2 separate regions of the Homo sapiens genome follow, and region 2 is linked to region 1. A link is a loop called in an ENCODE intact Hi-C map of the cell type or tissue named here. Cell type or tissue: PC-3. All regions are shown on one strand. Each heading gives the region's core, and the rest is flanking DNA. Links, peaks and the distances in the headings are about the cores only. Region 1 holds the start of RTTN (rotatin). Region 2 overlaps LINC01909 (long intergenic non-protein coding RNA 1909).

Evidence for each region. A loop is a pair of places that touch in the nucleus more often than their neighbours do. Peaks named below come from ENCODE experiments on the same cell type or tissue, not always from the same donor. Only the 100,000 strongest peaks of a DNase experiment are listed, where the experiment ranks them.
Region 2: a loop joins it to region 1, with 5 times the contacts of the local background. A loop is called at or near these places in 2 of 110 quality-filtered maps.

What each region holds. Positions count from the first base shown.
Region 1 is chr18:70,191,551-70,207,731 of GRCh38, reverse strand. RTTN (rotatin) reads left to right here and starts at 2,045. Exons shown (of 49, transcript NM_173630.4): 1 at 2,045-2,104; 2 at 2,417-2,604; 3 at 3,469-3,646; 4 at 5,749-5,838; 5 at 8,228-8,318; 6 at 9,994-10,108; 7 at 11,084-11,231; 8 at 14,279-14,444. The coding sequence starts at 2,074. LOC105372180 (a long non-coding RNA gene) reads right to left here and starts at 1,943. Exons shown (of 3, transcript XR_935599.3): 1 at 1,158-1,943; 2 at 638-703. RefSeq lists enhancers at 1,646-1,885, 1,348-1,977, 1,896-2,005, 2,216-2,345, 13,334-13,383. In PC-3, for the core only: CTCF peaks have their summits at 11,510 and 11,710 (motif pointing left); a DNase peak (open chromatin) is centred at 11,721.
Region 2 is chr18:70,351,283-70,367,463 of GRCh38, reverse strand. It overlaps LINC01909 (long intergenic non-protein coding RNA 1909), which reads right to left. Exons shown (of 4, transcript NR_126336.1): 4 at 15,005-15,485. Among named protein-coding and RNA genes, the nearest start is that of LIVAR, 21 kb to the right of the region's middle. RefSeq lists enhancers at 1-509, 510-1,221, 8,942-10,141. In PC-3, for the core only: a CTCF peak has its summit at 8,326; DNase peaks (open chromatin) are centred at 8,233, 9,243, 9,633 and 9,933; H3K4me3 peaks cover 1,418 bases; H3K27ac peaks cover 5,278 bases.

The DNA of each region.
Region 1 (16,181 bases), core at 6,869-14,868:
CACCTAAGATTGTTCATCTCAGAAACATCATTGACAAGTTATTTCTATTATTTTTCTGTATTGTCATGTGTTTTTTGACCTTGACACTTCAAATCCGTAATTAACACCTTCCTTCCTGGATAACTACAGACACTTCTGAGTTGGTGTAACTGGTTCTGCAGTGCCCACTGTGGTATGCTATCCATCAGGACATGTGGTCTTTGGGTCAAGGAATTCAGCCACTGTTACAATCTTGGCCAGGCAGGCTTAGGCATGGGCTAGTGGAATCTTGGTTTAATATCCGTATCTCTTTCCTCCTACTTTCCAATTTCCTGCTGATGCCTCCTATCGGCGGCAACCAACTGGAAGCCAGAGGGCCAGGCAGCCTGGATAGTGCAGTCTTTTTGCCTGTTCAGGTCAGTTGATGCAGAGCTGGAAGAGCTGGGAGGAACCACTAGAAGGTGGAATGGAGAATATCCAGCATGCTAGCAGCAATCTTGCCCTTCCTCTCTTCTTCCCAGAGATAATATGGCCACCTTGAATTTTGTTCTTTTCCCGAATTTGACACACTCCGTCTGGATTCTTGCCTTTGCAAATACAGGTTTCTCCTGCAGGAATTTCCTTACCCAACTTCTTTGTGTGGCAAACTCCTACTTACTCTTTAAGATCCAACTCAAATATCATCACTCTCCTATTGACACACATGAGGAGGCAGCAAGGCACTCTAAATAGAACAAAGAAACATCAGGTCAGCTCCTCAATCTGTCACTTACTAGTTAATGTGACTTTGTGTGGGGGTACTTTTGTGATTCTAAGTTTCCTCTTTGGCAAAATAGGAATGGGAATACAGTAGGCCTTTGCTGTCCACTGGTTGCACACAGAGAATTCAACACACGGGATGGAAAATATTCGGGAAAAAACCCCACAGTTGAAAATAACAATACAACAATTAAAAAATAATATGAATAAAAGTACAGTGTAACAACTATTTACATAGCATTTACAGTGTATTAGGTATTGTAAGCAATCTAGAGATGATTTAAAGCATATAGGAGGATGTGTGTAGGTTATATGCAAATACTACACCATTTTATAAAAGAGACTTAAGCATGGGTGGATTTGGGTATCTGCGGGGGTCCTGGAACCAATTACCTAGGGATACCGAGGGCCCACTTTACCTGCCTTGACATCCCTTTCCCAGGGAACGTGAAATGATCAGACCGAGAAAATGCAAATCATTTTCCAAATGTAATTTTGTTGTTGTTCTTACCGCTGCTTATAATTAAAAAAAAAATAATTTGCTCAGCTCGATCACTGTGCACGGTGCAAAAAATCAACTTTGGTACCATTCAGCAAATCATACCCCCACGTCCCGCCTTTATTTTCCTTTTTTGCAGCCCGGTTTCTCTCTTCTGCTCACTCATACCCGCCCACCCCGCTTTTGTAGCTTGCTTGTTCATATCTGAACTTGGGTATCCAAAGACACTGCTTGACTTTGCAGGTACATTTCACAGTTAAAGAGGGTTCGTCATTTAGTAGTCGGGGATGGGGAGAACTGTCACAAAGCAAAAGTCTACATTCTAAATCGTGAAGTTCTGGGAGCTGAGAATCAGATTGGCAGGGCCAAGAACGAATCCGTCGACGAGCCGGGAGGCGGGGCTCCTGCTGGGGCCTCTGCAGCCCGCGCTGGGTTCCCGAATTCCCGCGCTGTAAGCCGGAACCCCAGGCCAGCGGGCGCCGCGGCGGGCCCGGAGATCGGTGCAGGACGCACGGCCTAGCCAGAACTACAACTCCCGACGTGCGCGGCGGCCAACGCTGGTTCTATCCCTGCTTGTTGCTTTTTTTTTTCCCTCCGCTTCTTGCGACGGAGACTGCTGTCCAGGAAGTGCGCAGTAGTGATTCTAGAGAGGCTGGAAGCTCTCCTGGCGACGCTGGGGCCGCGAAGGGCTCACGTAATGACTCCTACTCCTGGTGAGCGCAGGCGTTGCGGAACTCACCGTCCCACAGGACGTGTTTCCGGGGGTACATTAATTGTGGCTGGACGCAGTGGCGCGGCAGTTTAATTCTCCGGCGGCTGCAGATTGACGGGACGAGATGGTCCTGGCAGGGCTCATCAGGAAACTCGGTAACTGTCAGCTTGCCCCTCGCCCAAGGCACCCCCCGCGCTCTGGCCACTTGCTGAGAATGGTCGTGTCACGTTTCCGCGGCCGGCCGCTCCGCGACCGCTCCCTCTTTCACCCCCGCTTTGTCAGGATAGCCCCCGGGGACCCATCTCGGACTTTGTGTAAACTTCGCGGTTCGCGTCCCGAAGGCACCAGTGGCCTGCTTCTGAAAAAAACTGGTTTATTCCGTCTTCACGCCGCTCCTGCCCACAGCATAAATAACGTAGTCTCTTTGCAGTCGGGAAATAAAATAGTTTTGTGCCGTTCGTTGACAGGTCATCAGCTGGCCGAGATCAGGGAGCGCGCTCTCAAGAGTATTCTCTGCAAGATTGAGCACAACTTAATCTGCTACGCTGATCTCATTCAGGAGAGGCAACTTTTTCTTCATTTGCTGGAATGGTTCAATTTCCCGTCCGTTCCGATGAAGGAAGAGGTTCTGAACCTGTTAAGCAGATTGGTTAAGGTAGGGTCATTTTGAAATAAAGAAAATAATCAGACGAGTGACTTGTTTCTTAGTCATTTAATTGTAGCGTTTATTGAAAGTTAAATAATTGGGGTTAAAAGTTTTTTTAATCAACCAGAGATGTTTAATTTTAATTAATCTGGGTATATGGTTCATCTTTTATTTGTGATACTGAATCCCACATGGTCTCTGCTGTGCTCAGAAGTAACACAGAACTTCTTTTGAGTTTTGGTATGTTCTGTGTTTTTGAGTTATCTTTGGAGGTTAATATTTGTATTCTGTTTTTGTTTTCTGACATTTACATCTTAAAAACTAGATATGTCAGTATGAAAGGGAGCACTTTAAAAATAATGTTACATAACCGTGATTCATAAATACCAATGTTAAGTTGCTTGCCCATATGCTTTTAGATTGGTATTCTTATGCCTACCTCAAGAGTAGTTAGTTATCGGGGTCAGATATCAAAGTGTAAGTTTAACCTTTCAAAACTAAATCACTGTACAATGGTAGAGGAATCTTAAACTACTTTGACATCCTGTTGACCGGTTGGGGCTGGGACCATAAGGTGAGTGTCAGTGGAAAAAAGTAACCCATTAAAAAAATAAGAGTAGGGATTGATAATGTGCATTTCTAGCGTTCAGTGTGTTGGCTCATCTTTCATAAATGTTATCAAGTGTTGGATGTATGTCTCTATAGGTGTATGTGCTCCTCATGGAAGTGCCTTACTTCGGGGCAGAGCCATGAAGGATTTGTTTTTCAGAAAAGGAACATCTGATATACCAAAAATAATTTTATGTTTTGATTGCTGTAAGTTATAGAGATTTTGATACAGTTATTCTCAAGATCATCCTCTTCTTATTTTAGTATCCCCCAGCAGTCCAACATTTGGTTGACGTTGGTGCAGTAGAGTTCTTATCTAAGCTTCGGTCTAATGTGGAGCCAAATCTGCAGGCTGAAATTGATGGCATTCTGGATGGACTTTTTCTTCTTCCTTCGGAAGTTCCTGCACTATCTTCTGCCTCATACCAAACCAATCAAACTGGTAACTCTTTGGAATCTGTTAAATACAAATATATTAATTCTAATGGTAAATTTTAAGGAAAGGGAGATTAGATTTTTTTAAAAAGGATTTCTCCCACCTCCCCCAAACTTATTTTTCTTGTGTTAACTTACATGATTTTGACCTTTTTCCCCTCCTCTACTGTTAGTCAAAGGATGGTACATTTGCATTAATTGCTTTTTGGGTCAGGCCTAAACGATGCCAGTGACTTTGCTTTTATGAGGCCAGTTTGACAGATTATTTTTTTGGCAATAACAATGTATTTTTATTGAGCACATGAGTGCTCATTGTTCTTAGTGCTTTATATTTGTATTTTTGACCTTGTTCGTCATATTGGAGTATAATGATATCTGTCCTAGCTCATGATCTTGTTGTGGGGACCAATCAAAACGACATAATGCAAGTATTTTTATATGCTGCAGTCCATCATGATATACTTGTTAAAATCCAAGTCAAAGAGACATGGATTTAAGTCTCAGTTCTGCTGCTAGTTGTGTGACCTTGGCTAAGGTAATTAACCCTTCCAGGCTTCAGTTTTCTCATTCAAAAACTGGGATAATAAGAAAGAACACCGGGCTGGGCATGGTGGCTCACGCCTGTAATCCCGGCACTTTGGGAAGCCGAGGCAGGTGGTCAGAAGTTCAAGACCAGCCTGACCAACATGGTGCCCCGTCACTACTAAAAATACAATACAAAAATTAGCCGGACATAGTGGCGGGCGCCTGTAATCCCAGCTAGTAGGGAGGCTGAGGCAGGAGAATCACTTGAACCCGGGGGGCGGAGGTTGCAACGGTGAGCTGAGATCACTCCATTGCACTCCAGCCTGGGTGACAGAGCAAGACTCCATCTCGAAAAAAAAAAAAGAACACTTTCTCATAGAATCGTCATGAGATTAGATGAGACAATGTCTGTAAAGTGCTTAGCACAGGGCCCAGCATGTATGAAATGTGGCTGTGTTGGCTGCTGTGCTGCTGCTGTTGTGTTGTTGTTAATGCCTAGTATAGTGCCTTGCACATGGAATGCATTTGAATTGATTTGAAGAAAAACATCTTCATGCAATTTATGTGACTGAGTAGTAAAAGTAAAAAAAAAAAAAAAAAGTTTTGATGCTTAACCTGTTAGACCATATTTTCTTCTCTGCCAGTACTGTTACAGCTTCAGCTGTGGGTACTGCGGTTCACAACAACAATAGCAGCTGTCATTTATTGAGTTTTGTTGTGGGCATTGAATACATTGATTTAAACACATCATCTTGTTAAATCTTAAAGCAGCCTTTTGACTGAGATGTTATTAGTCTTACTCTATAGCTGAGAATAAAAGTATAAAGTAACTTGCCCCACAGTACCAAGTTTTCTAACCTGTAGCAGATGCAGGATTCTAACATTGCTTTATCTGGCTCCCAAACCTGTGATTTTTAACAATATATTTTACAGTTTCGAAGACATCACAAATAAAGTAGAGTCTTACACTGTGAATTTTTAATCTGATTCCTTGCGGGTGAAAGTAGAGGAATGGTTTAGGGCTAAATGTTATTTTTCTTTATTAGTGTTAGGAACTATTGCCATGAAAACTTAAAATTACAAACTATAGTTTTAGCCTTTTCCTCATTTTCATTGCAGCTGAACTGCTGAACATATAATCGCATGTTATAGGGAATTGTAAAGGTATTGAAAGATAATATTTGACTCCTTTGTTTTTGACAACTTTCTTTTTAAGGTATGAATGAAAATTGAAGTGATCAGGAACTATATAATTGGAGTCAAGGGAGAGGGAGATGGATTAGGAAGTAGAGAGGGATAGTCCTTGAATACTTTGTAGCAGATTCTTCGTGTACATTCTAACAAATAACTGTGTTTGGCTAACAGTAAAAGTGAGAGGGAAAAAGCTTCTTAACTGGAAGTGGGCTCAATGTGCACATTTTTTCCTCTTTAGCAAGATAGATCATTCAGAAAAAAAACTGGACTTTTTTTTAATTTTTAAAATGATTCCAATACTTAAGAGAAAACATTACCACTTAAAGAAAGTAAGTTTCACTTTTAGCAAATAAGGAATCGACAATACAGTAATGTTTATTTCCTTTTCAGAATTGTCAAAAAACCCTGAAATCTTAACAGGATATTTTCCCCAAGACAAAAGTAATTTCCAGCAGATGGAAGTGCCGCCACGACCAGTGGGTGTGTATATGTCGGGAAGTAAATCCTGTTGACTTGGGAAGTTGAAAATTAATGTACTTTTTTCGTTATTGTGAAGATGTATTTTTACCAAACTTGAATGTTTCAGCACCAAACTATCATTAAATGTTTTAGTTGTTTCAAGTTAGTTTAGGATATCGAGTAGAAATGATAAAATTTTGTGTTATTCTAACCATATTTGAACAACTGTGTAGATGGATGGTATTAATGGCAGTAGTATGTCGTACTGAATGAACATGAGTTTTTTTTTTTTTTTTTTTTTTTTTTTGAGATGGAGTCTCGCTCTGTCGCCCAGGCTGGAGTGCAGTGGTGGGATCTCGGCTCACTGCAAGCTCCGCCTCCCGGGTTCACGCCATTCTCCTGCCTCAGCCTCCCAAGTAGCTGGGACTACAGGCGCCCGCCACTACGCCCAGCTAATTTTTTGTATTTTTAGTAGAGACGGGGTTTCACCGTTTTTTTTTTAGCCGGGATGGTCTCGATCTCCTGACCTCGTGATCCGCCCGCCTCGGCCTCCCAAAGTGCTGGGATTACAGGCGTGAGCCACCGCGCCCGGCCGAACATGAGTTTTTTGAGGCATTGTGCCCTGCACTACACATGTCATCTCATTTGTTCTCCAGCTTAACGATGGCACCATCTATCCAGTTACGCCAGCCAGAGGCTGAAGATCATTTTAGTTTCTTTTCCCATTTCCTCACCACCCAGTTAATTAAAAAGTTCTGATTTAGAACCCTGTTTCTGGAATCTGGAATCTCATCTCCATCTTTTTGTATCTGGCTGTGTTCAGCCTCAGCTCACATGCCACCTCATCAGAGACCTTCCTGGTGATTCTAGCCAGTGATCACTTCCTATGTGTAGTTTTCTTCCTAACACATTATTTTTTATTATTTTTGTTTTAAGTTTGATAATAGCCGTGAACATTGCATTATTTTCAGTGTCTGGAACAATACCAAAAAATGTATTAGGCACTCAGTATATATTCTTTGAAGGAATGAATGAATCCTCCTGGAGTGTCTTTGAGATTGGTATTATTAGTGACCACATTTTACTAATAAAGACACTGAGATTAGAAAGGTTGAAAACTTTGTCCTTGGTGAGGCAGTTAGGAAGTAGTTAAGTAATCACGTACTTACCATTTTCTTGCCTGCACAGTTAAGTTGAAAAGGATATGTTCAAGAGTATATCTGCTGATGTCACATATTCAAATGAACTCCATTTGGAAGCCTCTGTTATTAAAAAGCTTTCATGGAAACTCACAGGTGGAATAACAAGAAAGAACTGAAAACTTGTTAAGCCATTAGAATACTTTACCTTTTCATTCATTGTTAGGCTTGTAGCAAGCTTTGTTTTTGAGGCCAGATGGCTGAGAGGCTTAATTCCATCAAGATGAGAGACATCTGAAGGGAGGGGGAATCTCTAGGGTTGGTAAAGGATGGGTGTCTGAATGAAGCCGATGAAAACATTAAGGGGGATTGAGATTGTTACACTTTTATGTGAGTTGCAGTTTGTCTTGATTGAGGGTCTGGCTTATTTTGGACACATTTTTACTGTGTGGTGTAAGCCTGTCCTTCCCTCCACCCACCTCTCCTTATTTCCTTAGAAAGTAAATCCTGCTTTTATGTTAGCAATTTTGAAAGAAGTAACTGTGCTATGTTTGGGAATTTAATAATACTGCTATCCACATTTAGCGATTCCATGCTCTTTTCAAAGCACTTGGCAGAAAGACTGCCATTTGGAAGGACTTATGTAGATGCTATTTCTCAGTGTTGCCACCTTAACTTGTACTATATAAGATCTGTTAAAAATAACTTGCATGGGGATAGTTTAAAACTGTTGCTTTCTCAGATTTCTTTTAATCTTGTTCGAACACTGATACTTGTTTTTTGACCTTACGGTCTTCAAGTCATCTTCGCAGAGGTTTAAAACACCTGACACCATATAGGATATTTGAACATGGCTAGATATGGTATATCATTATGTTTTATCATTTTTAATTTTGAAAAGTTAAGGTTTTCCCTAAATGTCAGTTCCTTTTATGTTGAATTTAAGTTTGATGTTCTGGTCAGCCACAGGGTAAAATAGAAAATTTAATGGAAACTTCATATGTCAGTCTGTATTGGATTGTGTTTAATGCTCTTCTTCTAATACTTATTTTGATATCATATGAGTTCTGTTTAAATTATGAAAAGAGAACTCTCTTATTTATCCTGTGATAGAACAAATTTGCAGCTGACCTTGTTTGGTATATTTTAGGTTACTGTAAGATGCAGCCTTTATTTTGGGACTTGTTTTAAAGGGAAAACTTACTCTTAACATTGTGAATCTGTCATCTCTTTATTCTTTGATACCATAAGATTTGCTCTTTCACTGACAGTAAATCAGACTGTGAAGTGCTTGAAGTTTTCTACATTTCCTTGGCTACCCCTGACCACCACAGACAGACATGTCCTCTCCTCTAATGAAAGGTACGGTGCTTGATGTATTTTCAGGTATTTTTGTTCACTTATAGTCATTAAGTTTGATAGTTATTACAATATGTTTTACCAGGAAAAGATACTAGTGGCAGTGAAAGGTAGTAATGGTCATATTTAAATGATTTTTATTTTTCAAAAAGCTAGCCAGAAAAAAATTCCTATTTGCTTTTAATCAATCTACACATCAAGTTTCTTTTATTTATTTATTTATTTATTTTTGAGACAGAGTCTCACTCTGTCACCCGGGCTGGAGTGCAATGGCACCATCTGGCTCAATGCAACCTCCGCCTCCTGGGTTCAAGCGATTCTTGTGCCACAGCCTCCTGAGTAGCTGGAATTACAGGCACGCACCACCACGCTGAGCTAATTTTTGTATTTTTAGTAGAGATGGGGTTTCCCCACGTTGGCCAAGCTGGTCTTCAACTCTTAATCTCAAGTGATCCGCCCCTCTTGGCCTCTCAAAGTGCTGAGATTCCAGGTGTGAGCCACTGCATTTGGCCCACGTTTCTTTTTGTGGTTGGACTCTTGTGTAGTCCTTGGTGACAGGAGTTTTCTCTTATTGGCCAGATTCTCTTATTGGCCATTGCTTATGCCCTTGATTGATAAAAATGGAAAATTGAACATAAATGTAGTCTTTTTGGCAGAATATATTTCAAAATGTGGGCTTCATTAGGAGACAAATTAAACCATGTGGATAAGGTTGGGTACCACTGATCCAATCTAATGTAATGACTGTTAATTGATTGCTACCCACAAGAGTAAATAGCTGATATATAGAGATTTAGAGAGTATTTTAATGTCCAGATTCACTTTGTGCAGTTTCATAAATGCCACAATACACGAGTTATCTGCTTTTTTGGGGTATAAATCTGGAAAATAAAGACCAATTTACTAGGGCTAAGTCCAGATTACAGGTGGATGCCATTAAGTGATTTTTAATAATGACATGAATTCTCTTGGAACAACATATTCGAGAGGCAAAGTGCACATGGGAAAGGGTTAGGAGGTTGTATGATCTCTCAGTTTTGAGTCAGTCCCAAAGGCAGAGATGGCGATAATTTCTAATGCATGCCTGTAGATAGTGAATGGTGGATAGTATAATGGAACTGGGCTGAGAGAAGGGGTGTGATTTTTTTGGGGTGGGGAGTGAACAACTGCCAATCCTAGGTGGGCAGAAGTTGATAGGTGTCCTCTGTATGGGATAAGAGGGGAGTCCTAATCTGATTCACCTTGAGTGGGGAAGATCAGTAAGGACTTTAATTCTTAGAATTTGCCTCTGTACTTTTGTTCTGTCTCATTTCTTAATTTATTTGGCAGATTTCCTAGAATTGTGTGCTCTTTGACCTCATTGAACTCGTTTTGCAGACTTGTGATAATCTCTGAGGGTACAGTGTTTAGTATGATGTCGTTCCTGCTCTTGAGAGGGTCTAGTGGGGAATGCAAAATCAACAGGCAGTTAACAATATCACAAATAATGGACAAACGGAAGGAGCACTGCCCTAGAGTTGTTTATTGGTTAGGGAAAAGATCTAGGAAGGCTTTTCTGGAGAAGTGATATCTCAGCTGAGACCCAAAAGATTGTTAATGGAGTCATTGTGTCAGTAGGCTACTTAGAATCTGGAATAGATGAACTCTTCTTAAAAATGATTAACGCTATGTTTTGTAGCTCTTTAAGAAGTAGTAACCACACTTTAATCTGGAACACCTGTGAACTATTGAAGGATGTTATCATGCAAGATTTTCCTGCTGAGATTTTCCTTCAAAGGCCAAAAATTGTTCAGGTCAGTGCCCTCTATAATTGTTTTAGATTTTGAACTAGAGAACTTTTTGCAATAAAGCAAATTTTGCAGAGTAGGAGTTCTTGGGAAGGAACTTTGTACTCATGTTTTTAAAAAGTGAAGTATTTGGCTATTTAAAGCACTTATTCGCTAACTTGGGTGGATAGTTATAGTTCTTCCAATAGTAGTAGTTTCATTTGACACTTGCAGTCCAGTCTGGCCACCTTGAGTTACCATTTATGGATCACCTAAATGGTAGAGTAGACTTTGGACATTGAGATTGTGCAGGAGCCCTTATTAAAAGTAAGAATAGCATTGCTTCTTGAGTATCTCGTTTATTTAACGCACAGTGCTACATGCTGGGAAAATACAGTAGCGGTGAGTAACGCAGATGGATTCTTTTCTTTTTTTCTAGTTTATTGCTTGTATAGTAGAGAGAGAGGGATCCAGGGTGGGGAATTGCAACATCTTCACAGCAGCCAGTAATGGCTCAGCATTCTCGCTCCACACTCCCAGGGCTGAAATGGACTCCAGTGGGTGCCAACTGTTAATACCTAGGATCAAAGCTGGCAAATGATCGCAGAGGAAAGCTGTTAATTACTAAAATGTGGTTAAATGGTTTAGATGCTTGAGATGAAAAGGGCTTGCTGTGATTTTTAAAATGTTCTCTGTAATGTAATGTCCTGAGTGGGGAATAATTTCTGTCTTCTCTCAGAATGGTTACTCAACTAACAGATTTTAGAAATAGGAAACACTGACTATTCTATTTAAATGTTGTTGTCTTATTTTATTTTGACCCATCTCCTTGCTTTATGCCAAGTCATATTTGCCCATTTCAGTTTCTTATGTCTTACAAATATTTGGCAACTTATTTTCTCTTGATTATTCACTTAGGCTTACTTACTTAAGCTCCACATTCTGCTTTGAAGTTGAGCTCTTTGTTCCCTTAGTAATTTTCACGGCTCTTCTTGATTTCAGAGCCTTTTATCTCTGTTGAAACTGGCCTTTGGAGATGGAAAGCATCGCCTGGCATTACAGTCGGTGTCCTGCCTGCAGCAGCTGTGCATGTATTTAAGAAACAGACTTAACTTTCACCGAGATCCAGGTTTTTTCTCCAATAAACACGGTATTTATTTTTATCTGTTCATTAGCCACTGGTGTTATTTGTAGATTCTTCTGGGAACCTTCCATTATAGTTACTGTTAGGGTTTATTGTGTACGCATTTTCACAACATAAACTCCCCACTCCTAAATGTATTCAAATGATTATCTTTACAGATTGCGTGAATGACAGAAACTGCCATGATCTCTTGAGCCTTTTTTTTTTTTTCTGGATAAGAGATATTTACAAGGTGTTTTTCTTTTTTCTCCCAAACTTGCAGAGATTCTATATAGTGTTGTTGGGATGTAGTGACTCGGATATTTGGTATGGCTATTCATGTAGGACTTTGGACAATTTAGCAAGTTACATATAGTGTTAATACATTGTTTTGTTTGAAAAATATTGATTTGAATTTTATGAAGAGTATTTTTATGCAACTTGCAATGTAGTCAAGTGTTGCAGCAATGTGAGACTTCAGAGAAAAAGTGCCACCTAATGGCCAAATAGAGTACCAGCCTGGCTTCGACAAAACCAGTACCATTTAGGATTTTTGTGAGCTTAATGCAACCTGCATCGAAAGTCAAATATTATAGTCATTTGTCATCATGTTTCATAGTTAATCCCTATTTCATTGGGAGTTTCACTGATCCTGTGCTACTTGAATATTTATGCTTTACCTTGGTTTTATTCTAGATCTTAGAGGGTATGGCATTGTACAAATGACTGGTAATAGAGAACGTCTGGGTACCCCATACTTCAACAGAAAAAGAGTTACAATGTTGATTTAAAAAGTTGATATCTCTGAAGAATTGTTAATGTATTTAATAAGTATGTATTTATTACCTGTTTTATGCCCCTGATATTCTAGCCTCTAGGGAAGTATAACACTGAACAAACGAATAAGATCCAAGCCCTTATGAGCTTCTATTTTAAAAGGCTGGGCACAGGTGATAAACAATCAAGTTTGCTTGAGATAAGGAGAAGTACTTGAAGGAAATAAAAAGGGTGATGTGACAGAATGTGGTTGGGTAAACATAGCTTCATTTAGGATAGTCAGGGAAAGTCCCTCAGAAAGCTTCTATTTTAAAAGGCTGGGGACAGGTGATAAACAATCAAGTTTGCTTGAGATAAGGAGAAGTACTTGAAGGAAATAAAAAGGGTGATGTGACACAACGTGGTTGGGTAAACATAGCTTCATTTAGGATAGTCAGAGAAAGTCCCTCAGAGGAGGTGACCTGAAGGGTGACAAGGAATCGTCACTCGAAGAGCTGCAAGAAGAGTGTTCCAGGGAAGGCCAGGCCTCAAGGTTAGCACTGAGGGTGATGTCCTTGAGCAACTGAAATAAAGCCCATGAGAGTGGACTGCAGTGAGCTGGGCAGAAGAGGAGAATGAGGTGACATCAGAGAGGTAGTTAGGGGCCAGAGTATATTGGGGCTTGCAGATCTTTTTAAAGATTTTATATTTTCTTTGAAGTGTAGTGAGAAGCTCTTGGAGAGTTTTTTTTCCCCCTCTCTCTGACTGTAAATGCTTTTATTACCTAATTCTTTTTTTAAATTGGGGTAAAATAGGTATAATATAAAATATGCCATTATAAACATTTTTAAGTATACAATATAGTGACATTAATAACATTCACATTGTTGTGCAGCCATCACCACTATCTGTTTCTAAACCTCTTCATTATCTGAAACAGAAACTCTAATCATTAAGCAGTGATTCCTCATTTTTCCTTTCCCCAAAGCTGGTAAACTCTAATTTACTTTCTGTCTCTGATTTTGTCTATTCTAGGTACCTCATCTAAGAGGAATCATACAGTATTTGTCCTTTTGTGTCTGGTTTATTTGTAATGTTTTCAAGCTTCATCCACATTGTAGCTTGTATCAGAACTTCATTCCTTTATATGGCTGAATAATATTCCTTTGCATGTATATCCCACATTTTATTCATCTATGCATTTGTCGATGGACATGTGGGTTGTACCCACATTTGGCGGTTGTGAATAATGCTTCAGTGAACATTGGCATGCAAGTATCTGTGCAGTGCCTGGTTTCAATTCTTTTGGGTAATACCCAGTGAATAATAGTGAAATTGCTGCGTCATATGGAAATTCTATCTTTAGCTTTTTGAAGAATCACCAAACTATTTTCCACAGCAGCTGTACCATTTACATTTCTATCAGCAATATATAAAGCTTCCAGTTTTTCCACATCATCACTGACTTGTTCATTTTTTTCTTTTTTAAAAATAATCGTAGTCATCCTAGTAGATGTGAAGTGGTATCTCATGGTTTTGATTTGCATTTCTCTAAAGACCTAATAATTAATGACCAATGAATCTCTAATAACTTTTTATGTGCTTATTGTTTGTTCATGTATCTTCTTTGGAGAAATGTTTATTAAAGTTCTTTGCCCATTTTAAAAATTGGACTGGTTTCTTTATTGCTGGGTTTTAGGTTACTTATATATTCTGAAAATTAAACCCTTATCAGATATATGGTTTGCCAATATTTCCTCCCACTCTATAAGTTATCTTAACACTTTCTTGTAATGTTCCCTTGGTGTACCAAAGTTTTAGATTTTGATGAAGTCCAGCTTATCTGTCTGTTCCTTGGTTGTTTGTGCTTTCGATGTCATAGTTAACAATCGATTGCCAAATTCAAGGTCATGAAGATTTATTTTTTCCGCTAAGAGCTTTATGGCTTTAGCTTTTATATTTAGGTTGTTGATCCACTTTGAATTAATTTTTATGTACAGTATGAGGTAGCCATTCTTGGAGAGTTTTAAGCAGACGAGTGCATGATCTAGTGTTTTTCTGCTTTGGTAGTCTCTAATGTTGTAACTGAATGCCATTGACTAGAAGGTCCCATGTAATCAAGTCAGTTAGATATAAACCTAAATGTACTAAGTGAATACTTATAGAAAAGTTTGATCTTTGCTTTTGTTTTTACCCCTGTAGAAGGATTCCTACTATCTTAATTTGTTAATGTTTTTGGAAGAATGATACATAAATACCACATAGTCAGAAGTCTGTTTCTACTAAAGAATAATTTTATTTTTTCTTTGTTTCCCCAGACACAGTTTCCCAAAATTCTTCTTTGTCTTATTGTCATGAAGCAAGAGGTACTCATCATTCCCAGAATCCTTCCCCAGGAAGCAGCAGCCCTCGGCCTTCTGTGGTTGGGCGCACAGGCCAGCGACCCAGAGGAGATGGCCAGGACTGGGATGCAGCGTCCTCTAGGTGACTGCTAGCAGTGTCTCTGGGGAAATGAGAAATGCCGGTTAACTTGTGTGTGTGTTAATTTCAGAAGGAGATAATTATTTTTCTGTCCTTTTTTTTTTTTTTTTTTTTGAAACATTAACACAGGTATAGGCCTTGTGTTAAACCCTGGCTTCATACTTTTTTTGACCATGATCCACGGTAAGGACAGATAAATATTACATCGCAACTCAGTGCTCAGTACTTGAACATATGCTCTGTTTATGTATATATATGTGTGTGTATGTGTCCCCCAAAACAAAATGTTCACATAATAGTATTCTGATACTATGTTTGACACACTGAACTATATTTTCAGTTCCGATTTCATTAGAAAAGAAATGATTCTGACCCAATAAATTGTTTTTACCAGCTGCAAACGGAATATGATCAAGTTTAAAAGAATAGCTTTAAATGATAGATACATTGTTGATAGTATTTTACACATATTTTTGTAAGTCTTATAACAAATGGATAAGTGTTTACTGTTAAAAGGAATGGTTGGAGAATTTTATAAAATAAGGACTCCTTCAAGGTGAACAATTTATGGTATTTGTTTGTGTAAATACAGATTTTTTTCTTTTTTTTTTTTTTTTTTTTGAGACAAGGTCTCACTCTCTTGCCTAGGCTGGAGTGCAGTGGCACGATTATAGCCTTGACTTCTGGGCTCAAGTGATCCTTTCGCCTCAGCCTCCTGAGTGGCTGGGACCACAGATGTGCACTACCATACTTGGCTAAGCCTTTTATTTTTTGTAGAGATGGGGTCTCACTATGTTTCCCAGGCTGGTCTCGAACTCCTGGGCTCAAGTGATCTTCCCATCTTGGCCTCGTAAAGTGCTGAGATTACAGACATGAGTCACCATGCTTGGCCCCCAGTGCTTGGCACCCAGATTTTCATACACCAACTCTGCTTAAAAGGATTGGTGTGGTATTTGTATGTTACCTTATCCTTGGGTGCAAATGTGTTAGAAACATATTAGTCTCTTTAGTGTCATTCTAAAAAATGTTCACTAAGTTAAGCATTGGTCTGTTGGCTTAATTATTTTCTTGCAATACTGCTACTACTGTTAACAAGCTAATACTGATTCATACCTGCTGTGTGTATGGTGTTATGCCCTGTGCTTTGCATACTTTGTCTCCTTTAGTTGTCCTAGAATAGGATTGATATTATATATAGCATTAGTATTATTATTATCATCCTCATTGAGGTTTAGAGAGGTTAAGAGCATAACAGTTGGTAAAGAGCAGAGCTAGGGTTAAATAAAATGATAGGAGAGTCTATGCTCTTAGTCCTTATATTGTAGTTGGTTGTTCAGCCATGTTTTTCTCTTTCTCCTGAAGCCTTTCTGCCTCATTCTCTTGTGTGCTTCATGCTTCTAAGTTTTCACTCCTGAGTGAACAGCTTCCTCACTGAAACTTCCTTTCAGAGTTACAGAGAAGCCCGAGTTGTTTCCATATTTTGGGGTGCTTGGTATCTTGAAATTGAAGAAACGACAAAGTTGGTTTATAATTTGGGCAAATTTAAATGTTCCATAGCATTAATATGTCTCTTGTGATCCAGCTTCGGTTGTGGATAACATCAAAAGACAAAATTTTGAGGCTCTTTGTAAGTGTGAGGCTCTAGCCTTTCTACACTTTTTAAATCCTTACTCCAGCACTTTACATCCGAGGTAAGAACTTTTTAATGAAGAAAGCCAAGGACAATGGGATGTTCCGTTT
Region 2 (16,181 bases), core at 4,444-12,443, 160 kb before region 1:
CAAATGTTTCCTAATCAGACCTTTAAAAGGTGTTAGACTCTCAGTTAATCTCTTCAGGATTGGGAGGGCCTGGAAGAAAAAGATCTAGCTATGTTAATAGAGATTCTTTACAGGTGCACATTTTCCCTCACAAAGGATGGCTTTGCAGGACCACTTCAAAATATGGCAAAGCAACATGTTTTGGGCTAAAATAATTTTATTTTCTTCTTTGTCACATAATGTTATGCCAGAGTCAGATTGGAAAGTAAAGTCATGATATATAGGGTTAAATAAAACCCATCTGATGAGAATTTATGGTTTGGAGGGCATGAGTCTCCAGACCCCTTAAATAGAAATCTGAGCAAAATAAAAAAAATCAGAGTTTAGTCCTCAACTATAAACTTCCTGAAAACAGAAGTCATAATTTTCTTGTTTAGTGTTTTATCTTATTCAGTGCTTAACACAGGGCTTGGTCATAGTAGGTATGCGATGAACATTGGTTGGCTCACTGATTGTTAGGCATCGGTGGGTAAGAGCCAGAGAAGAGAGGGACAAGACAAGGAGGCGGCACGTGAGTGGAGACTGTGATTATCTCAAGTCCAGCTACTTGCATTTTACGGGCAACCAATTACAAATTGGCTTGACCATGGCAGCTGGAATGTACTTACATCTTTGTGTGAACTTTGAAAGCAGAATATTACATGTAAGTTGAGGAATCTGGATTCTAAGCACTTACCAGTTAGCTGCACAATGAAGAAAACTCTGTGTGCGTGTGTGTATACATGCATGTGTATGTGTGTGTACATGTGTGTGCGTGTGTGTGTGAGAGAGAGAGAGAGAGACAGAGATAAATCACTAGTCACAGAGTACTATCTTTGCTGAATATAAACAAGTTTAGGATGTGAAAGGTGGGCCCAGATAGCTGGGTTAAAACAAAGAAGGAGAAACAAATGGGTTGCCAACTTTTTCTGCACAAGAAAGAAAGAGGCATGTGGATAAGTAGAAGGAATGACCGAGAAAGGAAGAGAGAGGAAAGTCTAGCCAACATGCAGGAGGCTGGAGGGAGCTTCCTGTGAGAAATTCCAAACAGCAGGAAGGCTGAAAGCCTTTGGAAAGAATGTCTACTATTCAGCTTTAATCCCCATGGTTTGCTGTGGCATAAGCCTCCCCACTGCATCCCCAAACCTTCAGTGGTCGGCTGCAAAGAAACTTGCCTGCCTTGGGTCATGTACCCTCAAGGAAATGAACTACCAAATGCAGGATGATGGAGTTAAAAAATAAAGCAAAGAATAGAGGCAGGGGCTAAGTTCTATAGGTGGGGTGGTAGAAAAAGAGAACAGCCAAGGCATCGAAAAATGAGTCATAAATGTAAAATGATCCGCAATCAGGTGAGCAGGACCTGTGAGGCAGAGTGGTCTTGATAATGTAAACATCCAGGATTTGGCAGAAAACTTGGCCTTTTAATAAATTGGGATAGGGAATCACAGCTTATTTTATCAACATCTGGAAGGCAGAGTGACCTCAAATGCCAACTGGGTTCCAATTCTTTAGCTTCCTCCTCAAATGCCTGATCGCTGAAGATGTCCAAGTGCCAACCCTCAGAGCCCTGATTTTAAAAATAAAAGGCCAGTATTTCTCATGCATATCATGAGGCATAAATATTTAAGAGGGAGGTTTTTGTGATTTTACGGAGTGTTTTCAAGTTCTTTGCAACTCTGAACAAATGCTTTCTGCTCATTTTATAACCAGTTTGTTAGTGAACAAAATAGAAGGACTTCTCCGGAGTTTTAGATCTTTCTATCATAATCCTCAGTATCCTAATGTTTCATTCATTCATTTAATAAGTACACATTTAGCATCCACTGGACTGGAAATTGTTCTAGATATGAGTAATGAGCAGAAAACACTGCTTGCCCAAAGGGAGCTTAAGTCCAGAGCAATAGTTCCAGAACTTGGCTTCTCATCAGAATTGTCACAGAGCTTCACAAAAAGAAAGTCTCCAAAGAATCCACGCAGACCTACTCTACCAGGAATCTCCTTTCCATCCCTATACTTTTTGATTTTTCACTAAGCAAGAGTGGGTAGGTTGAGGAACAAAAACAGGCCAGATGGGGGAAACGGAACAGGAAGAATGCCATGACCACTTTCCTGGAGCTGTGATTCCAGCACATTATCTGAGGATTGGCTGAGTTCAGGCTAGATCTTCTCAAAACCCTGCCCATTAACCACAGCGAGATAGCATTTCATACCCACAGGATGGCCTCACGAACACGACGGGTAATAACGAGTATTGGCAAAGATGTGGAGAAACTGGATACCTCAAACATTGGTGGTGGGAATGCAAAATAGTGTAGCTACTTTGGAAAACAGTTTAGCAGTTCCTCAATGAGTTAAATATGGAGTTTTCATATGACCTAGCAATTCCACTCACAGCATACACCTAAGAAAAATAAAAACACATGTCCACACAAAACTTTGTATATAAGTGTTCATATCAGCATTATTCATAACCAAAAAGAGGAAAGAACTCAAGTGTCCCTCAACTGTTGAATCAGTCAACAAAGTGTTGTATATCCACGCAATGGAATATCATTCCGCCATAAGAAGGTACTGATAGATGCTGATAGATGCTGTAACATGGATGAACCTTGAAATATTACATTAAATAAAAGAAGAAAGTCACAAAAGCCCACATATTAATGATTCCACTTATATGGAGTGTCCAGAAGGGGCAAATCCATTAGAAAGAAAGGAGATTAGTGGTTACTAGGGGTTGTGGGGAAGACAGAATGGGTAATGGCTGCTCATAGCTATGGGGTTTCTTTTTGGGGTGATAAAAAGGCTTTAAAATTAGTGCATATGTTTGTACAATCTTACGATATACTAAAACCACTAAATTATACACCTTGAAAGGGTAAATATTATGGCATGTGAACATCTCAATTAAATACATACATTAAAAAATTTTAATAGCATGATAAAAAAAGAAAAACTCCTGCCTGCCCATGCTATGGAGGAAGCATTGGATGGGGAAAAGAAAGTTCTTAAATTATGAACTCCTAGATTTTGAGGGCATGGATTATGTGTTATTCATCCTTGTAAGAACAGTAATTATTATGCTTCCTAGCCCATATACTGCTTCTGTTAGGAAGGTTCATATTATCAATTAAGAAAAATGAGACTCAGACTCACCTAACTAATAAAGGAATTATTGGTCCATTTGACTGAAAAAGTGCAGATTTTACTTCAGGTAAAGATCGGTCTGCAAGGACCCAATTTCTTTTCATGCCTCAATTCTGTTCTTCTTATAAAACTTTGACCCATGACTTGATTTCTTCTTGTTCCTAAGATGATTTCCAGTAATTTCTAGAGCTACAAACTTCCTCATTTAAGTCCCTGGTAGCCTACTCAAAGTCCAGGAAGTGATAACCGATGACCTTTACTGTGCTGACTTTGGTATTTCACCATAATAAAATGAATCACTGAATCCAGGAGGAGAATGTAAAAAAAAAAAAAAAAAAAAAAGTTAAGGAGCAAAGCTAAATTTATTTCCTTGCCAGGCAAAAGAGAGTCCCTCATTCAAGCATGGCTAAAAGAAAAAAGAATGGATCTACAGAACCAAGAGGGTATTTATTCTACATTAGAAAGGATTCTAGGCTTTAAGTACCGATCATTTTTTGGAAGGGTAGAGGAGAACATTGAAAATTCCTCTTTTTGATGTGATCCATTTTTAAAACTGATGTGACAAAGTGCCACATCAAAGAGACTGGTTTTCAAAGAGATCTCAGGTGAGATATTTCAGGCTCTGTTTGGCTCATGTGGCACTTTACCATGTGCAAGCTTAGGGCTTAGCAGTTTTCTTTTTTTACAATGATAAACACATATTGTTCTAAACCAGTGAGGGTCCATCCTTGGGTACTGGGTGGGGCCAATCCCACCATCATGGCTCTCTGTGAGAAGAAAGAATGAAGAGATGATTGTTGGAGAGGTGGCCACACGCACCGCACTCTCTGTGAGGGCTTTGCAGCATTTACTCAGAAAGACAGTAAGACAATAAGGACCACCTTGACAACACGTTCTAAGGGAGAAAGTACTAAAGACACTAGGATTGTGTGAAAACCCCCAGGCCTCTTGGAGAGGGTTTTCTTGGCAAAAGACAACTATAAAATGTGCCAGGTTTTTTTTTCCTTCTTCTCTTTTTTGAGACAGAGTTTAGCTTTGTCGCCCAGGCTGGAGTGCAGTGGCATGATCTCTGCTCACTGCAACCTCCGCCTCCTGGGTTCAAGCCATTCTTCTGCCTCAGCCTCCTGAGTAGCTGGGACTACAGGCACCCACCACCACGCCCAGCTAATTTTTGTATTTTTAGTAGAGATGGGGTTCCACCATGTTGGTCAGGCTGGCCTCAAACTCCTGACCTCAAGTGATCCGCCTGCCTTGGCCTCCTAAAGTGCTGGGATTACAGGTATGAGCCACTTCACCCAGCTAAAATGTGCCAGTTTTACCTGAAATAATTTATTCAGTAATATATTCACCCCCTCCCCCACCACCACAAGCACTTTACTTTCTACATGTACAGATCAACAACTTAAAAAAATATATATTGAAATGCTGTCAAGTCAACAAGAAATTCTTTATTTGTTAAATCAGGATAATCAAGAGTTCATTTTCATAGGAAAAATTCTTTGTGTTGGCAACAGCATAAGACATCCTAAAGCAAGAGACTTTCTCAGGGAAAATTGTCCAGAGCAAATTCCAAATGAATAGAGCTTCACCACCAAAGGAGTATAAACAACCCAAATCTTCCATCTCCAGATTCTACAACAGCTATCTTGCCTCCTGTTTCCAAAATTGTTCCAAGTTTAAAACTGATTTCTCAATTATTAAATTTTTTATAGCATGTGGCAGACACGCTGAGAGTTAACAAGTATGTTCTCATACTGTGAGAGAAGGCCATTCACCAAGCTTCAGAATCAGATAACGAATCTTGTCTTTGCTGCTCATTGGCTATAAGGCTGGAGCTAACTGCCTAACCTCTGTCCTGTTCCCTTAAAATGCTGGTGACAATATCTTCCTAAAAGGGTTCCCATGAAGATCAACTGAAATAGCAATGCCTGTAACACACTTAGTCCAGTGTCTGGAAAAATCATTCAATAAATATTTGTTCCAGCCTAGCCAACATGGTGAAACTCCGTCTCTACTAAAAATACAAAAATTAGCCGGGCATGGTGGCACATGCCACCTATCTCAGCTACTCAGGAGGCTGAGGCAGGAGAATTGCTTGAACCCAGGAGGTGGAGGTTGCAGTGAGCCGAGATAGCGCCACTGTACTCCAGCCTGGGTGACAGGGTGAGACTCCATCTCAAAAACAAACAAACAAACAAAAAACAACAAAAAAAAATTGTTGCTATTGTTGTAACAATTCATAGAAAATGTGTTCCAAATACTTGAAATGCAGCCATTAGTTACTGAATACCCCCACATGACTCTAAATGTATATAGCTGAGAACTGAGGTAGAACCTTCCTCATTTATCAAATGCAAAAACTGAGAATAGAAGACAACATACCAATACAGGTAACACTATGGCAAAAGAAAATCCAAATTCCTGCCTGGTGCAGTGGCTCAGGCCTGTAATCCCAGCACTTTGGGAGGCCAAGGTGGGTGGGTCACCTGAGGTCAGGAGTTCGAGACCAGCCTGGACAACATGGTGAAATCCTGTCTCTACTAAAAATATAAAAAAATTAGCCGGGCGTGGTAGTGGACACCTGTAATCCCAGCTACTCGGGAGGCTGAGGCAGGAGAATTGCTTGAACCTAGGAGGCAGAGGTTGCAGTGAGCCGACACAGTGCCACCACGCTCCAGCTTGGGCGACAGAGTGAGACTCTGTCTCAAAAAAAAAAAAAAAAAGAAAATCCAAATTCCCTTGTATCAATTGTCTAGACAAGCTAAAAGTGACAATTCATAGGAACATTAATTCTCAGAGCCAAAAGAGAACACACTGACTAACCCCAGTGTGTAACTGACACAACTATTAAGGCCCAGAAAGTCAACAGAGGCCGAACATCAGGCCAAATATTTATTTACTGACCTAGTTATTTAAAACAGATCTCATAGCCTCTTCATAAAAGCAATAATAATAGCAAGCATGTATATACATTGAGAAACAAAAATAAAATCCTAAGTCCCTCGACTGACTGAACAGACCCCCTCTTGGACAATGGGACTCCAGAAAAAATTTAAAAACTGAGTTCCCAGCTATGACTGGGTAGGAGGTAGGACATGCCTAGTTATATCCAGTTCCTCAGTAACTACCATTATACTTTCTTTCCTAAGGGTTCAACAGAAACCAGCCCTTTCTAAAGACTTGCTGAACTCTGGCACAGCAACTGACCAGCATTCTTTCCTGATCAGAGACCAGTGAGCGCACTAAATGCCTTCCTGTACCTGCTTCACCTTTGGACACATAGGGCCTAATCATAATACATTTAAGTGTTAAGTCTCCATCCCAAAATCAACATGGGATGCAGGTAACATGCTTATTTGCTTACTACACGTGTGTACCCCCTTCATGAATATTCATATCTTCCCCAGTAACCTGTTGAATATGCACACGTGGTCAGCCCATTCAGCATAAAGTCCTGTCTCATCCTTCCCTTCTTTGAAGTGCTTGCTTTTGGCTTCTGTGGGAGACTTCGCTTCCCAGATGGTCAGCCTGCAACTTACAACATCCGGGCGCAGTGGGTCACACCTGTAATCCCAGCACTTTGGGAGGCCAAGGCAGGTGGATCACCAGAGGTCAGGAGTTCAAGACCAGCCTGGCAAACATGGTGAAACCCCGTCTCTACTAAAACACAAAAATTAGCCAGGTATGGTGGCACACGCTTGTAATCCCGGCTACTCAGAGGCTGAGGCAGGAGAATCGCTTGAACCCAGGAGGCGGAGGTGGCAGTGAGCTGAGATTACACCACTGCACCCCAGCCTGGGTGACAGAGTGAGACTCCGTCTCAAAAAAAAAAAAAAAAAAAAAAAGAATAAAGCTCTCCTTTCCAAATTTATAAATCTCATGATTCTTCAGTTGACAACATATACATTATATATATATGTGTGTGTTTGTGTATATGTGTGTGTGTGTATATATATATATATATATACACACACACCTATATGTTAGGTTAGTGCACAATTGCAGTTTTTGCTACTTAAAAGTAATTGCAATTTTTGCCATTAAAAGTTGTATGTATTTTCCAGGCACTGTTCTAAGTACTTTCCACATAGTGATTCTCTTTTCCATGTATTTACTTATTCCATATATTGGCTTGATATATGAATTTCCATATATGGACTCCATATATTGACTCATAGTATTGATGACAGCTCTTACAGAGGACAGCACCATGCAATGAACAGTCAAGAGTAGCAACATGACAGGATTGGGATGCAAACCCTGGCCATGTGTACAGTGTCTGTGTTCTGCTATTACATTCCATGTTCAGCATGGCCCAATATGGGAGCCACTAGTCACATGTGCCCATATTTAAAATTTGAATTAGCTTAATTAAAATTAAATAAAATTACAAACTCACTTCTTCAGTTGCACTAGCCACAGTTCAAGAGATCAATAGCCACATGAGGCCTGTGGCTTCTATTGTACAGAACAGATATAGAACACTTCCATCATCACAGAGAGTCCTATTGGACGGCAGTGGCATAGACAAAGCCTTGTTGTCTGTGCTCCTAACCATGACACTTTACTGCCTCGTGGACTCTAGCAGTGTACCTACTTTGCCTGTCTATTGTCATAGTTTCCCTTGAATTCAAAACAAATTCAAAAAATTTTTCATTCTTCTATTGAACAAGTAGTTTACTTAAGGCCTACATTTTACCCCCCTATTCAATACAACATACCAAAGGTGGCAGACAGGAAACACGTTCCCTGCCATTAAAAATTGAGAATCTACTTGAATAATGTGAGTGAATTCTCTGGTGCCTGCCACAATGGGGTGATGCTCTATTCCAGTGGAACAAATCCACGAGATCGTAGAAAGACATGATTATTACAGGCAAATTTAACTACTAAAAAATTACTTTCCAAATATTCTCTTGCACTCTTATGGCTTACGACTTTACATTTCTCCCGCAGAATCACTGACCCACATCATGGCTCAATCTATTTCATCTGACCAGAGCCTGTGTAAGTAATCTGTGACTCACCTGAAGCACTGTATTGTTTGCTATATTACAGGACCTTTTCACTAGATGTGAAATGAAATCATGGAACCCAAATACCTCCTACATACTTCCTGGCTCTGATGCTCTGTAACAGTGACCCCTCTGGGACAATGATTTTATATCAGAGTACGCCCAAAGTTAAACTCAGGTAGGAGACAAGAGAGAGCGACCACAGGCACAGGTGTGAGGCAGAGGGCAGAAAACTGAGTGTGGACAAGCCAGACCTTGCGTGCAGTCCAGTTGCACCATGTTTGTGGTCTTCTACACCTAGCCAAAGCCAATAAACCCCCAGAAGTAAAAGGAAATCTTGATGACCATCAATTTCTTTCCATCAGCATTTTTTCTTTCTACTCCTCTTCTTTACATCTTCCATTCTTCTACTTTGTTTCTTCTTTTTTTCTAACTTCATCATCATTTTAGACCTGAACGTGGTACCATGGTCTTTTCAGCATTCAAGCTTTTCATGATCTATTGAGAATTAGGGAAAGTATTCTTCCTTTAAAATTCCTTTCCTGCCTCCTTCTCCACTTCCTTTTCCTATCTTATTAAGAGTAGCTACCATAATGGGAATGGGGAACTTATATGCTGCAGCTTTATGTACTGTGTTTTATTCTTATCATCTCATTCAATCTTAGAACACCTCAGCTGGTAGGATTATAAGACACTAGCCAGTAATAATGTGAAAATATATTAACACTCAAGAAAAAAACGAAAAAAACAAGCAAAGATTTTTCATTTATTTATTTTTTTGAGACGGAGTCTTGCTCTGTCACCCAGGCTGGAGTGCAGTGGCACGATCTCTGCTCACTGCAACCTCTGCCTCCCAGGTTCAGGTGATTCTCTGGCTTTAGCCTCCCAAGTAGGTAGGATTACAGGTGCGCTCTACCACACCCAGCTAATTTTTGTATTTTAAGTAGAGATGGGGTTTCACCATGTTGGCCAGGATGGTTTCCAACTCCTGACCTTAAGTGATCTGCCCACCTCGGCCTCCCAAAGTGCTGGGATTACAAGACTGAGTCACCACGCCTAGCCAAGCAAAAATATTCTGATGACTAATCTCGTAAATAGTTTCTGATGCAGCAGGCGTAGTCATTCAACTTTACTTTTCTTTTCTTTTCTTTTTTTTTTTTTTTGAGACAGAGTCTTTGTCCCCCAGGCTGGAGTGCAGTGGCACAATCTCAGCTCACTGCAACCTCTGCCTCCCGGGCTCAAGCAATTCTCCTGCCTCAGCCTCCCAAGTAGCTGGGATTACAGGCATGCACCACCACGCCCAGCTAATTTTTGTATCTTTAATAGAGATGGGGTTTCACCATGTTGGCTAGGCTGGTCCCAAACTCCTGACCTCAAGTAATCCGCCCACCTCGGCCTCCCAAAGTGCTGAGATTACAAGCATGTGCCACCGCGCCTGGCCAAGCAAAGCTATTTTGATGACTAATCTCTTAAATAGTTTCTGATGCAGCAGGCATATTCATTCAACTTTAACTTGCCTCATTTCACCTACAGGATTGACTTTCATCTGTGAATGAAGATGACTTCCACTGAATCTTTAAAAAAATCATATTATAAACACTGATTGTTGTAGCTCTGTTAAGCTTAAACTTCCTACATTTCTCCTTACAAGTTTAATAATGTATTTTTTAAAGGTGTGGGTAAATACAGGCTCCATAATAATATCTACAAATGAACCTTTAGCATATCCATTCTTCAAATGCCTACAGCCCTTGGATGCTAACAGCCTCAGATAGAATCTGAGTCCCGCCTATGTTTGCCAAACAATCCTGGCTTATAGGGTAATTGAGAAATCTCCGGAACTATTTTCATTATTCCCTCAGACTAGATCTGTCCTCATGTAAGTATTAAGGCTATAAACAGTTTAATTTTATTTTTTTCTTATTAGCTTAATCAAATGTGCCATGTGAAAATTATTCTTGTGGGATGAACAGATATTTGATAAAGCACATATAGTAATTTTTAATTGTAGATCTTGGTGATGGGCATATGAATATTCACTGTATAGTTCTTTCAACTTTTTAAATTTGAACGTTTTTAAAGTAAAATGTTTAAAATCTCCTTTGTAAAATATTTATCATATATTCTACAGATATTTATTAACTCCTGCTGTATACCAGGCACTGGTATATGATGGGAAAGGAGCTTACAGTTTAAGGCAACAATCCTGCAGAACTGGCTTATGTTGAACTTGGAACCCAAAGCTGAGGAACAAATATTCTTTGTCTTTTTTTTTTTGAGACGGAGCTTTGCTCTTGTTGCCCAGACTGGAGTACAATGGCGTGATCTTGGCTCACTGCAATCTCTGCCTCCCGAGTTCAAGTGATTCTCCTGCCTCAGCCTCCCAAGTAGCTGGGATTACAGGCATGAACCACCACGCCCAGCTAATTTTGTATTTTTAGTAGAGACAGAGTTTCTCCATGTTGGTCATGCTGGTCTCAAACTCCCAACCTCAGGTGATCCTCCCACCTCAGCCTCCCAAAGTGCTGGGATTACAGGCGTAAGCCACCATGCCTTGCCCATATATTCTTTTAGTTGAAACAGGAAAACCCCTCTGAGCCTACCCAGCCTACAGGGGTGAGGGTCCCCAGTTATGTGCCTGTTGATAGTGAGCCAATCGAAGACTTTGAACAAATGATTGAAAAGCCAATCAGAAAGCTCCATTACCCACTCCCATATCCTCCACATCACTTCCAAAAGTCCTACCCGAAGAGGGCATACCACCCAATAGAACACTGACCAACCAAATATTGGCCTAAGGCTTCCTCATTTTATTCTGCAAAACCCACTGTCCTTTCAAATCTCTTTGAGTCTCTACCAGTTTCCTTCCTTGCAATTGCAGCTCACTCCTTTGCTACAGTAAGCTCTGAATAAGTAGCCATTGATGAACTCAACAGGCATCTTCATCCTTTTGATATTCCTCAACTATAGTCATCTACATGTTTAATTGAAATCAGTTGTGACAACTCTTCAAAAACAAATACGGTGCCTACATTTCTTTTCTCTATAATTCCATACTCCTTTGTACTGCAGTCTGCTTCTAACAGGGAAGGGGATCAAGTTACAGGTAGCTTGCCTAGAATGGCATATAACCCACTGTGCCTCCTTGTTCGAGAAGGTCATCTATACTGTGATTTTCCAGGCGAAAAATGTTGAGGACCACTGAGTATTCAACTTGACGCATCTATGGGTTGGTGCCTATATTTTGAACAAAATAGAATCAATTGCTCTGCGATAAACTGAGTTTCTCCTGGAATCTAGTTAGTGAGATCAACAGATGAAACTAGAGAGCTGGATTTTACACCACTTGTCTCTTAACAAGGACAGCAAATACATGAATTGTGCTTAATATATGCCACTGATACTTAACAGAAATAACTCACATATTCACAACAGCCCCAGGCAAAGCAGGCAACATTATCCTCATTTTACAGATAAGAAAACAGAGGCACAAAAGTGAACTTCCCCCAAGGTCACAAAGGCAAGTGACAGAACCAGGTTACAAACTCAGACAGTCAGCTTCCAAAATCTATGCTCTTATCCAATATGCTACACTTCCTCTACTTAGGGTTTTATATTATTTAAGGCATTTATTTCTATGAATGTCAGGGGAAAAAACATTAGCATAAAAAAATTACCAACTACTCTCTCCTCAATGGGACTATTCTGTAGCTTAAAAAAAATAAGATACCCTACATAAGCAATGACAAGGTAACCATTTATGAATGCCTGACTGGTAGCCTGGCTGTGGGGCTTCATCTTTTATTAATATGGAAGGGGAACACTGCTTTCCTTTGTATGGCCTTATAAAGATTTACTTAAAAAGAAAACTGCTTCATATACTAATATCGGAATAAGATTTGGTAAAGTTCAATCATAACTCTTGGGACACAGACTTCTCCACATGATTGGCACAGAAGGAAAAGTGCCAATTCTGCTTTTTTGCTAATGTATTTGGTCAATTCCTGAGATAGTCATTGTGCTCTGTTTCACGAGGAGCAAAGTTTTTATGCTTTATAGCAGATCAAAGACTCTGCCCTTTTCCTCTAACTTTCCTGCTCAGCCAATTATTTTCCACTTTCTGTCATTTAGTGGTAAGCACACGCTGAGCAAGAACTTCCATATAGAAGCAGGCCTAGCTGCACTAAATATACTGGATGTACTGGCTTCTCTACCTACATCTTAAGGGGTAGAAAAGTTAACCACCTGTGTTCATATGGCTAGTTGTCATAATAAATGTAAAGAGAATGTCCCTCCCCATTTCTATTCTGGAAAATGGCAATTTATTTTATACCTAGCTCAACATCATTAAAACAGAGGCAATCATTTTATTAGGAACCTTGAAATAGTTGTCTTAAGCCCTTATCAGCACATGTGATAGGCCTGGACAGCTTACGGAATTAGGGCAACTAAGGAAAACTGAAGGTGTCTAACTGCTACTTAAAATACATGTTAATGTTTCTCATAATGCAGGTCTGAGGATAAATAAGTTTTCTCACCTTTTGTTTAACTATTTTACCCTCTTTTGGAAAGTTATTTTTAATGGAAATAGAATTCTGGGTTGACTTTTTCTCTTTAAGCTCATTAAAGATAGTCCGTTGTCAGCTGGGCACGGTGGCTCACGCCTGTAACCCCAGGACTTTGGGAGGCTGAGGTGGGAGGATCACCTGAAGTCAGGAGTTTGAGACCAGCCTGGCCAACATGGCAAAACCCTGTCTCTACTAAAAATACAAAAATTAGCCAGGCCTGGTGGCGCCCACCTGTAATTCCAGCTACTCGGGAGGCCGAGGCTGGAGAAGCTCTTAAACTGGGGAGGTGGAGGTTGCAGTGAGCCGATGTTGTGCCATTGCATTCCAGCCTGGACGACAAGAGTGAGACTCCATCACAAAAAAAAAAAAAAAAAAAAAAAAAAGTCCATTGTCTTTTGGACTCTATTGTTTCTGATGAGAAGTTAGCTGTCATTGTATTGTTGTTCCTCTGGAAATTATGTGTCATCCTCTCATTCCCAGAAGCTTATAAGGTTTTTCTCTTTAAATAGTCTGATTATGATGTCCCTAGGTATAGTTCTCTGCATTTATCCTGCTTGGGGTTTGTTGGCTGTCTGGGATTTGTAAATTATTATTTCACCAATTTTAGGTAATTTTTTATCTTTTTTCAAATATTTTATCCTTTTCTTGCTCTCCTCTTCCTGTAGGACTCCTATTTGAGTTTTGTTAGACTGTTTGATAACTTCCTAAGTATTACTGAGGCTCCTAATTTTTTCCAACCATTTCTTCTGTAGGTCTTCAGAATATAATTTCTATTGATCTACCTTCAAGTTGACCAACTCTGACAGTTTCAGTCTCCAATTTGCTGTTAAACCTATGCAATCAAGTTTTAAATTTCAGATAGAGTATTTTTTGGTTGTAGAGTTTCCACTTGATTCTTTTTGGGAGTTTCCATTTCTCAGCTGAGATTTCCCATCTGGGCACACTTCTATTGTCTTCTTTTTTCCTACAGTCTGGCCTGGGGTCCCTTGTTCCAGCTTTTTAGCATTACTGATAATTTTTTACTAGATGCTGAACATTGTGGATGAAAAATTTTAGAAGCTCTGAACTATTATTACCTTCCTTCAAAGAGGGTTAAGTTTTCTTGTTGAAGGAAGGCTAGGTAACGGATTCCTTTGAAACTTGGTTGTAGGCATTGTTAAGTCTGGCCTATTTAAGTTTTCCTTACTCTTCTGGCACAGCCACCCTGAGGTCTTGATTTAAAGCTTAAGTGCTTACCAACCCCACTCTACTTGAACTCCAGCAACTGTCTCCCCAGCATTTCATAGCTGCTAATGTCTCTGTTTGGCTCTTCAGCCTCCCTGCTGTTGTTTTCTTCTAAGATTCTTTTTTTAGGCTTTTTTTCTTTCTAAGGTTCTTGAAGTTTTACTCTTTGCATGAATATTTTAAGGGTCCAACAATGGCCAGGCGCGGTGGCTCACGCCTATAATCCCAGCACTTTGGGAGGCTGAGGCGGGCAGATTGAGGTCAGGAGATTGAGACCATCCTGGCTAACACGGTGAAACCCCGTCTCTACTAAAAATACCAAATATTAGTCGGGCGTGGTGTTGGGCGCCTGTAGTCTCAGCTACTCGGGAGGCTGAGGCAGGAGAATTGCTTGAACCCAGGAGGCGGAGGTTGCAGTGAGCCGAGATCTCGCCACTGCACTCCAGCCTGGGCGATGGGAGCAAGACTCTGTCTCAAAAAAAAAAAAAAAAAGAGTCCAACAATGGCTTGAGGGAAATTGTATGAAATTCCTTGTTTTTTGTTATTTTTTGTTGTTGTTGTTTGTTTGTGATTCCTCACTTTCTAAGGTTTTGTCCCTCAAGTTCAAGATACTTTGATAGCTCTACACACTGGCTGTTGTCCCTTTACTTGCTAAGACTGCCACTTTCAGCTTCAAGTCTTTTCATGCATGCTGCAGTTTGGAAAATGTGCTCGGGGAAAAACCAGGGTAATCGTGGAGCTTCCTCCCTGGGTTTTCTGTCTGGAGCACTGTAACCCATCAAGTCCCGCCTGCCTAAGTTGGCTGCTCCCCAGTGTTTTCTTTATGTTTCAGATGTAGTGTTTTAGGTGGGATGGTTAATCAGCTACAAGATGGCTTTTCACAGCCAGAAGTGGAAGTCATAATCTGACGTTTGATATGCCATGTTTATTTGTTTACATGTTTATTGTCTTTCCCTCTCTTCTCCTAGCACCCTCCATCAGAATGTCGACTCTGTGAGGACAGGCATTTTGTTCAATTAATATCTCCTCATAAAAGGCGCTCAATAAATATTTATTGTATTCAGTCATCAATCACTGAAATCCAGAACAAGGGGAAGTAAAACCTATTGATACCGAGAAATGACAGGTAAAATAAAATTCAGAGTGATCATATGGTAGTCACTTAACAAAATGTGAATTTTGTTATGCTTTGTATAACCTCATTGTAAGCAAGACAAAACTTGCCTCCAATAAAACCAAGTCTTCTGTGGGAAGCTGAGACTAGCCCTTGCTTTCTATAGTGAGGCTGACTCTGAGGCCCAAGATCTGATCTTGAAAGGAAAATCCATCTTCAACAGCTCAGGCTGTTACAACAAAATACCATGGACTGGGCACCTTACATAACAGGAATTTATTTCTTATAGTTCTGAACACTGGAAGTCCAAGATCAAGGTGCCAGCAGGGTCAGTGTCTGGTGAAGTCTCTCTCCTTGGGTTGCAGATGACTGTCTTCTCGCCATGTTTTCACATGGCCTTTCCTTAGTGTATACAGGTAGAGAGAGAGAGAGAGAAAGCAAGTGAGAGAGAGAACACCCATGCACAAACATGAGTGCACTCTGGTGTCTTTTCTTATTACTATTATTATTATTTTTAAAGATAGGGTGTTGCACTAAAACCCAGGCTGGAACACAGTGACATGACCATAGCTCATTGCAGCCTTGACCTCCTGGGCTCAAGCAATCCTCTCACCTCAGCCTCCCAAGTAGCTGGGACTACAGGCACACACCACCATGCCCGGCTATTTTTTATTATTATTTTTAATAGAGACAGGGTCTCACTATGTTGCCCAGGCTGGTCTTGAACTCCTGGCCTCAAGTGATACTCCTGTCTTGGCCTGGGATCCCAAAGGGCTGGGATTACAAGTGTGAGCCACTGCACCTGGCCCGTGCTCTTCTTGTAAGGGCACTAATCCTATTGGGGGCCCTACCCTCATGACCTCATCAAACCCTAATTACCCCCGAAAGGCCCCAGCCCCAAATACCATCACATGGGTGTGTTAGCGCTTCAATATATGAATTTTAGAGGGACACAAACATTCAGTTCATAACAGTGAGGGTGGATCAGATCCCAGCTGGTGGTTGGGTGGGCCACCTCAGCTTTTTAACCTGAGGTCTCTTGTCCTATTTGTGTAGCCCCCGACTCCTCTCTTTTTTCCCATTCAGTTAGATATTTAG